2 separate regions of the Homo sapiens genome follow, and region 2 is linked to region 1. Evidence: chromatin contacts called from ENCODE Hi-C data. All regions are on one chromosome and are shown on one strand. The core of a region is the stretch at or near the end of the contact, and the rest is flanking DNA. Distances in the headings are between cores, read along the strand shown.

Evidence for each region. A loop is a pair of places that touch in the nucleus more often than their neighbours do.
Region 2: a map of endothelial cell of umbilical vein shows a loop between it and region 1 (8-fold over the local background). The contact joins the enhancer-like site here to the promoter of ADAMTS6 in region 1. A Hi-C loop is called at or near these places in 1 of 168 maps with a recorded cell type or tissue (endothelial cell of umbilical vein).

The regions. Positions count from the first base shown.
Region 1 is chr5:65,480,305-65,485,190 of GRCh38, forward strand. It overlaps ADAMTS6 (ADAM metallopeptidase with thrombospondin type 1 motif 6), which reads right to left and starts at 1,616. Exons shown (of 25, transcript NM_197941.4): 1 at 1,039-1,616. It overlaps LOC124900986, which reads right to left. Exons shown (of 2, transcript XM_047417970.1): 2 at 4,037-4,886. RefSeq lists enhancers at 1,369-1,728, 1,496-1,995, 1,769-1,818, 4,867-4,886.
Region 2 is chr5:66,847,434-66,852,215 of GRCh38, forward strand. The region is part of intron 3 of MAST4 (microtubule associated serine/threonine kinase family member 4); the gene reads left to right. Among named protein-coding and RNA genes, the nearest start is that of MAST4-AS1, 150 kb to the right of the region's middle. RefSeq lists an enhancer at 1,778-2,977. Within about 2 kb of position 2,583, at least 4 of the 41 ENCODE cell types and tissues checked have a DNase peak (open chromatin) inside an H3K27ac peak, as active enhancers do; they include endothelial cell of umbilical vein, where a contact is called at or near this core.

The DNA.
Region 1 (4,886 bases), core at 366-2,865:
CCCTCACCTCCCCCCGCCCCCACCATTCCACTTCGCCCAGACAGAGGGTAACAGTCTGAGCTGCCCTGGTTGAGTTGATCCTAAAGTTAACATTCAGCAGCCCATTTCCAGACAGCAGCGCTAAATCTATTTGGATAAAACGCGTGTGACCCAGACAGTTGGCATCTGGCCCAAACGCGTTGCACCGGCAGCTCAAATAAAAACAAGAGTAAGAAACTCACTCTCTTGTTCCCTCTCAGTGCGCTTTCTCAATCTCTCGCTCACTTTTCCTCTAGTACAGGGAAAGAAAGCATCAAAGACAGGAATTGTAGCACATATTATCAGAAAGAGGCTTCCCAATACCCCATTCCTGCACTCTCACTCTCCCTCCTCAATCCCTGAACTTTGGTCCCATACACCATATATACAGACCTACCCCGATAAACAAGGCTCCGGAGGGTTATGAGTCTAGCACGTCCCAAGTGGCCAAAAGTAAATCAAAAACACACGTTTCCATCTCTTTGATTAGCCTATTAAGAGCTTAACATGTCCTAGAGCATCGGGGCTACAGCTAGCACATTAATGCTACCCTCTGAGCCCAGGCATAAAATATGCACTTGTCTGAAGACTTAACGACACTGACATGAAACTACAAAATGCATAAGACTTTTCTGTAAGAAAACTGGAAATCAATTTAAAACACACACATCATTATTACCTTCCGGATTACTATTTGGTGATCAGTTAAAAGATTACAATAATCATAATCAAGTCCACTTCACAAAACATGTATTGTATATTCATAAAATAAACGTATTTTTTTTGCATCATAAAATAACTGCAAGTCCCAGAATTCTACAACCCCCGACAAGTCTGGAGTTAAAAAGATATCTATTTGTAAAATGAGTTCAGTCAAGCTCACTCATTGCCATTAAAAAAAAAAAAAAAAACACACACACAGAAAAAAAGTTTTCTAAGCGTTATTCGGAAGACAAGCAAAGCACAAGTTGTTGGTTTAAAAAAAAAAAGCTCCATTGAATATTGTTAAGTCTTCCTTACCGTTTTCATCTTCAAATTCTGATAAAAAGTAAGTTTCAGACAATAGAGATTGCACTGGACGACTCACGTACTCCCTCTCCTCTCTAACTTTTTTTAATTTTTTTTATTTTTTTATTTTTTGCCCCCCTTTGCAAAGCCACACCAGCCAGTTATTCTGCAGCCAGAATAAAACCCTATGGTCTGGCTAACCCGGGCTTTAGAGAACTGACTTTCCGATTTGGCAGAATAAGAGATGCCTTCAATACATCTAGGCTATCACTCTGAGATGCTGCCTTTGCAAACCCCCTTTCTCTCCCTCCCCACCCCCCAAAAAAGGAAAGGAAAAGAAAGAAAAGACGGGAAAAAAGACTTATTGGGGGTGGAAGTGGTGCCCTCTCTTCCTGGAAAGCTTAGTGCCTTTGCTATGCAAATAACATGTGCAGAGCATCAAAAGGTATCAGGAGAAAAGAAGACAAGAGGAGCAGGAAGGGCAGCAAAGTTTTGTTGAAGTAGCCCTAGATCTCACTACCGGCCCCCAGCCAACTTGAATTGCAGCAGGAGAAAATTTTGGCAGCTTTTCCTCGGAGGCAGAGCACACTGACGTCAGTCTGCAGATGTGCCTGGGCTGCGTCGGGTGCGCATGTGTCCTGGGTCGTCACGTGGAGGGGGAGGGGAGGTAGAGGTACAATCGGGGTAACCAACTACCAGCCATTCAGAAGGGCTTAGACAATGTCAACTTTTCCACACTGTGAATGAGAGAAATTCTGGCCTCTCTAACCTCTCTGTCCTATCTCATTCCGCCTCTTTTCCTCCTCCTCCTCTAAACTCTCTTAGAAATTCTAGCCTGGTTTGCTATTAGTTGTTTCTTGGAAAAATGAAGGGGGAGGGAGAAGGATGAATGACTTTAGATGGACTAATGTCACTGTTAAGATCTCTGGTGTCATTCTCCGTGTAATTTTATTTTTAAAATCCACACAATCAAAATGTTAAAACTTGCACGCAAACAGTGCCTCTGAGGAAACTTAAAGCTTAGATTCGTGCAGCAGGCACAAGACTCAGTAGCTACAAGTGTACAAAATGCCTGTGTTTTATACATACTTCAGCAAGTAAGGTTAGCACCAAAAGGGAAAGTAAACTAAAGTAAACTAATACCAGCACATTTTCCATTTGATTATCGACTTCAGGTTATGTGGAGCTTTAAAAGAAGAAGAAGAAGAAAAAAAAAAAGTAGGGGAGGAGGGAGCGGGGGAAGGAAGAGAGAAGCTTGCATTATTTCCAGATGAGGGTGAGACTGGATGGTGTTTTAAAGTGCAACCGGGAAAAGCCACAAGTGGAGTGTATTTTTTTAAGTCAGTCCATTGAATGAAACTTCAATGACTGCCCAAATGAAAATAAATCCGAAGTAGGACCCCACCACCAAAAAAAAAAAGGAAGGGAAAAAAACAGGAACCCTGCTGCGATCTCAAGATAAACAAACAAAACCTCAAAACTGGTTCTTCAACCTTCCCAATCCCACCCTCCCTCCCCCCTACACACAAGCTGCCAGTCCAGACTTTAAGGATAAAATACCGCTACAATGTAGCACTTTCACTTTCATTTGCTGAGAATGAAAGCCGCTGGGGAGAAAATGCCCAGTGTTTTCCATGTCCTAAGCAAGCAAACAAAGTCTGGCACATACATCGGAAACAGGAAAAAATGTGAAAATAGCTCAGGACAAATGTTGCCTTTCAACGGTGTAATCTGCTGCATCATTTATCTGTCTCTACCATTGAGTGTAGAATAGGGAGCTGTTTAAGAGTTTCCGAGGTTGGGGGCAGGGGAAAATTGACGCCTTGAAATTCCAGCCCTTAGTTAATGCCAAGTCAATTTCCGATGGTGAGAACCAGAAAGGAGAACTGGACCGGAGGGAAGGGGGTAGGAAGGATGATCTTTCTGAATACCAGCTCTTAAATATCAAGCTTCTGCTAACATTATTGCCCATTTGATTTTTTTTTTTCTTCCTACGCCGGAGGTAGTAGGTGTAATTCTTCTGGTGAATCTATGAATAGTTGGCTAAAAGGAGGCATGAATCAGACTGAGAACGTCCAAGAATACAGTTATTTCAATTCTTCTTCAAGGGTTGAAAGTGGAAAGCATCTGTCCACAGAGTAAATAGTCCTCATCCTGACCTTAATCAGTAGTATCTGGCTAAAAGCCATTTAAAATGTAGAAATCTGTTCAATAGTGGGCATTGAGTTTTAAATAAAGATGATTCATATGTATGTATGTATGTGTGCGTATTTGTATGTGTATATATATGTGTGTACATATATGTGAAATACATGAGGTAGCAAAATATAGCAATAATTGTAAACACCAAAAATAAGAAAAGTAGGCATCAAATGACTATTTAAATAGTGTTGAACCTTAACCTTCCTTAATTTTTCAAGTACTGGCAGTAAATAGGGACAGCCAGCACACACACAAAAAATAAAGGTATGAGCAGTAAACATCTATATAAGCTCTGAAAAGATTTTACCCTCAACTAAGATAAACTGCCCTACAAAGTAGCAGCTTGTAGAGGAGCTTACTTAGTGGGAGTGGACTTTGGCTAATTACTTATTCAAAGAGTGCCATCCTGTGTCTAAACAGAGTAATGAAATTTTTCCAACAGATTCTGTCTCCAAGTTGATTGGGTCAAGAATACTGTGAATAATTGGTGAAAATTGATTAGGGTGGGAAATGGCGAACTGTCAATTTAACTTTATATATGTGTATATATATGTGTTTGTGTAAATGTTTTAACTGCATTGCAGAAAATTTCAAACATATACAAAAGTAAAAAAAAAAACAGTATAATGAACACTCATGTAGCCATCATCCAGTTTCAAGTGTCCAAGTGTGACCAACTTTGTTTCATCTATCATTTCATCAGATATCGTTTCATTATTTCCCTGTATTTCTAAAAGTACTAAAAAAATATACACCACTATTATTCTTAAAACATTAATAACTCATGTCATCAAATATTGTACTCAGATTTCCCAATTGCAAAAAGGGCTTTAAAAAATGCCTTTTTATTAGAATCAAGATCCATACATTGCAATGGCTCCATCTTTTCTTAATAAACTTTTAATTGAAAATATTCATGCAGAAAAATGTATAATTACATAGTTTGATGACAAGTGTCCAGTCTAATGAATTTTCACAAGTCAACTGGCCCATGTAACCGCCATTCTCTTGTCTCTTTTTAAAATTTTTATTATCTATTTACTTATTTAAATTGACTAATAAAAAATACATATATTTTAGCTGGAACTACAGGCATGAACCACCATCCCCAGCTAAGTTTTTATTTTTGTAGAGATAGGGTCTCCCTGTTGCCCAGGCTGGTCACGAACTCAGCCTCAAGTGATCCTCCTGTGTCCGGAATTTGGTGGGTTCTTGGTCTCACTGACTTCCAGAATGAAGCTGCGGACTCTCAGGTGAGTGTTACAGTTCTTAAAGGCAGCGTGTCCGGAGTTTGTTCCTTCTGATGTTCAGATGTGTTCGGCCTTCTGGTGGGTTCGTGGTCTCGCTGGCTCAGGAGTGAAGCTGCAGACCTTCGCTGTGAGTGTTACAGCTCATAAATGCAGTGTGGACCCAAACAGTGAGCAGCAGCAAGATTTACTGCAAAGAGCGAAAGAACAAAGCTTCCACGGTGTGGAACGGGACCCGAGCAGGTTGCCACTGCTGGCCCAGGCAGCCTGCTTTTATTCTCTTATCTGGCCCCACCCACATCCTGCTGATTGGTAGAGCCCAGTGGTCTGTTTTGACAGGGTGCTGATTGGTGCGTTTACAATCCCTGAGCTAGACACAAAGGTTCTCCACCTCCCCACCAGATTAGCTAG
Region 2 (4,782 bases), core at 1,333-3,832, 1.4 Mb after region 1:
ACAAGCCTTGCCAACATGGCAAAACCCCATCTCTACTAAGTAATACAAAAATTAGCCAGGCGTGGTAGTGGACGCCTGTAATTCCAGATACTTGGGAAGTTGAGGCAGGGAGAATTGCTTGAACCCAGGAGGCAGAGGTTGCAGTGAGCTGAAATCATGCCACTGCATTCCAGCCTGGGTGACAGAGCGAGACTCCATCTCAAAAAATAAAACAACAACAACAACAAAAACACAAATATTAGCTGGAGGTGGTGGTGGGAGCCTGTAATCCCAGCTACTTGGGAGGCTGAGGCACTAGAATCACTTGAACTAGGGAGGCGGAAGTTGCAGTGAGCTGAGATTGTGCCACTACTCTCCAGCCTGGGTGCTGGAACAAGACTCCTTCTCAAAAAAAAAAAAAAAAAAAAAAAGAAAAACCTTAACAGTAGCTCAAAGCTACACTGGGTGTATGAAGAAAGATTGTTTTAGGAAAATGGCAGTGCCGTGAAAGGTGAGGCCAAGACTTGGAAAGAAATCAAGTTCTTACAGCCACTGTAAGGCCACTGGATCAAATGTTGTCCTAAGCAAAACCTCTTGCTGGACTTTTGTGTTGCCCCAGTGGATAAATCCTTTATATTGTTTAAGTCACTGTGATTTGGGTATTTTGTTACTTGGAACAAAAAGTATCCTACTCTTTTGGGGTTTTAATTTGCTTACTATTTGCTTAAGATTTTTTTCTTTTGAATATTCAGAAATTTTTATTTTGGTGTCAAAGTAAATTTAGTGTATCCCCTTTCTAAAATGTCTTGCTTTTTTTCTTCTACAAAGTTTTCTTATTCTTTGTTATTTTACAATTAAAACATGCTTTATATGTAAATAATTTGTTTATGATGTTAGAAGAGGCAGAAAAAAGGCGATAAGGAATGCAAATTTATTTCAGTAACATTTGTCATAAAATACTAAGTTTTTTCTTCTTTGAAGGATTAGTATATTTGTGCTTTTACTCTGCTAACCTCTTAAAAGCAGGCAGGTTGTTTTTTTTGTTTGTTTGTTTACTAAGAATTACTAGGCATGACTTCACCAATGATCAGTTAGCCTCCGTTATTATAATTTTTTAACCTAAATGATTTGACAGTGATAAATAGCTGATGTGGCAAGTCTGCAAAAAGCTTTATATTGTTATTGCCTTTTATCACTTGTGCTCTAAATAATTGTTCTCATCTGTCGACTCTTAGATGCAGTTTTGTGAGGATTAGGATGTATGGAACAGAAAATCCCGCCTAGTGATTTTTTAAAATTCTCTATTTCTTTTCCTTCTTTTCTTCCTAGTTTTCTTCCTCTTCTCTCCAGTGTGTTTACTTATGAAAGTTGTACTCATGATTTAAGATCCAATTCCATAGACCCTCTTGCCAGACCACATGTATGTCTGTAGCTGCAGCATTTATACACATGGCACGAGCAGCTGGGATGTCTGGTGTGCTCATATCAGAAAACTCTGTCAAACATGTGGAGAGGATTGCCTTTTATGCTGCGTTCCCCAGCGTTATGCTCTTCCTGCATCATGAGTTAAAGCGATGGAATTTTGTCCAGGGTCAGAGCCTCTGCAAAACAGGAAACCTGTTGGACTCAGTGAAATAATGACTCTCAATATCCCCATTATGGATGATTAGGGGTGTCCTTGCTCTAGGTTTCCTTGACTCCTTTATGCATCTTTGTATTGTGATGAGGGGGTCATAAGCCAAACTGGGGTTCCATGTCTAGAGGCTGACCCTGTGGCATTGTTGCAGAGCTGATGGAAATTTTGGGGGGTTCTGTCTAGTTTTGTCCAGTTTGTTCTATTCTGGTTCATACCCCAATTCGAAGCTGAGGAAGCAGGCAGAAACTAGAGTCTATCAAGTCTTCGCTAAGGAAACATCTGTGCCCTCCTCCTGAGGAGTCTCTCCGTTTGTTGGCTGGTTCTCCTTCCTTCTGCATCCAGTTCCCTCCTCCTGTCTATTCTCCCCTCCACCTCCCCTTTCCCCTCTCTCTTTACCCTACTCCTCTTCTGCTTTCCTCCCCCCTTTTCTCTTCTCCTGTCCTTTTTCATTTACTCCATCTCCTCCTTTCCTGGAGTTCACTTGAGCATTTCTTTGCCCAGAGAAGTAAGCCAGGGTAAGGCGTTCCTTCTTCAGGGCAAGGCGTTCCTTCTGCAGACCACCATCACCTAGCCGAGCTCTGGTGAGAATCTGTGGAACTGCCTCTTGCCTGTCTCTTTCCACCCTGTGGGTCTGTAAACTTCTTAAGATCAAGAAAATTGTCTTGCCCCCGTTACATCCCCAATACATGGTCAATAAATATTTGTTATTTTCAAGGGCTGGAGTTAGCAGTTGATTTTAATTCTCTTTGTGTTTTTGAGCTGTTCCATTAGGAATCTATGTTATGTATTATTTTTATAATCAGGGCAGAAAGTTTAAAAAGAAATATAATTTGATAAAAGCTGTGTGCACAATAGAGGAGACTCTCTCAAGGTCTGCTTAGATGTTAATGGGGTCCTTGGCAAAAGCATATTACCTCACAGGCATGAGGCAATTATTTATAGTGGTTACATCAGCCAGAATAAAGATGATGAATTCTGGATTCTTGTCCCTGCACATCCTCTGACTCACTGCAGAATTCCAGGTAAAGAATTTGCCTGATTTGCCTTTTATTGCCTCTGTAACTCCTCCAGAGTTCAAGTTTAGAGCTTTTCTGTTAAAAAATAAAAAATAAAGCATTCTTTTGCCTCAACAGCTGAAGCCCGAGGTGCTTTAGAATTAGAGAATTGTAGAATTTTAAGTCTAGGAGAGAAACCTTCGATTTAATCTAGCTTCATTACTTCATCTTTCGGTTAAGAACACTGAATTTCAGAGAAATAAAATGAACTGAAGTTATCAAAATAGTGAATGTCAAAATCAAGGTGTTTTTGTTCATAGTTGTCAAACATTCCTTTGTTTGTTCGCTCTGTCTGTCTACACGTAGCCGATGCTTGAGTTCTTCTGTGTGGCCACATTGAACTACAGGTAGAGCATCTCTTATCTGAAAATCTGAAATTTGAAATGCTGTGAAACTGGAAACTTTTTGAATGCCAACATGATGCTACAAGTGGAAAATTCCATACCTGATCTCGTGTGTGGATTGGTCACAGTCAAACCACAGTCAGCCTGGTTTCATGTACAAAATTATTAAAATTACCTTCAGGATATGTGTATAAGGTGTGTAAGAAGCACAGATGAATCTCATGTTTAGACTTGGGTCTTTTCCCCAAGGTGTCTCATTATATGCAAATATTCCCAAATCTCCTGAAATTTGAAATACTTCTGGTTCTAAGCATTTTGGAGAAGGATTACTTAACCTGTATACTTTTTTTAAAAAAAGGAACTGGTTCTTGCCTAACAGAAATTACTCCATTTCAGAGTGTTCATTAATATCCTTCAGTGTGTCTTCTGATTCAACTTAAATTGCACAACCCTGACCCAAGATGTTGCCACCATTTTAAGCCTTTTTTTTTTTTTTTTGAAGAAAAAAATGCATACATTTGAGAAATGTGTTCTCTTATAATGGAGAGAGGGTTTCTCCTGCAAGTAGAGGCTGCTTAGGCAGTATTTACACTCGGTGCATGCCCAGCAACATTTCCCCATGGATGATAATGTCTTTTACAATTTCGAATGGTTTCAAAACATTTTCAAATCAAATGGGATTTTAGCACAATATTCCATCTTGGCCCTGTTTATTGTAAGAGCCATAATCTAATCTTATCTGTCTATTATGTCCAAACATTCTGTAATATTTCCCAAATCAACTACTTTGAAGTCTACACTCTCTATTTTCTGTCTGTCTGTCTTTGTATCTATCTATTCAAAGCCTCAGCAAAAAGGCTCAGAGAAGAGAAAAAGAGTTGGGTAGAGCATCTCCTTAACCAGGGTTTAATAGGAGGGTGGGCAGGAGCAGCCGTCTAATTTATTAGGCTGCTAGCCAATTTGAGGCAACCTCTTAGTAACAAATTTTTGTTACACAAAATTTAACACCTATGGCAAGAACCATAAGGATGCCTTGAGTAGCCTCAGATGCATTCTTTTTGTGTTGGTCATTGCTCTTAAAGGACAGTTTAATTCATGTGAGATACTGTTGCAGCTTGCTGTCCCTTTTATTCCTTAGGAAATGACTCTTCAGAGTCACCGTTTTCTTAATGTTTTAAAAACCTGTGCTATGTATCTAAATCCCTTTTTATTTTTATTAACACCACATATCAGTGGATTACTATAGTGCATGCACTTCTCTTAGTGGAGCCCCTATTTGTATCAGCGTTTCCTTGGTGCAGACTTCCTCCTGAAAATGAGCAGTAGCTAATTGTGGAATAATTCTTTTTGGGAACATTTTTGTCTATACCCTTCTTTTTGACTGTTTTCAGACTTGCTAAGTGTGCCTAATTTCATTGTGTTATTTATTTTAGAGCTAGATAGGTTTTGGAGGTTCCTTTAGTTTGATCCCCTTATTGTATAATCTGGCGAGGTTATCTGACATTAGCTAAACTCCCAGTATATTTAATGAATAGTAATTTCCATGAACAGTTTTAGTACTGGGTTCAATGTGGTGGACTATTTTGAAAATATATAATAATCTACCATGTTATAATGGAAGTTTACTAAATAGTAAATGTGATAGACACTGTATATATATAGATATATAAGCTGTAATCCTCAAAATAGCTAGGCATTATTAACTCCTTTTTCTTTTTGAGATGAGGTCTCACTCTGTCACCCAGGCTGGAGTGCCGTGGTGCAATCA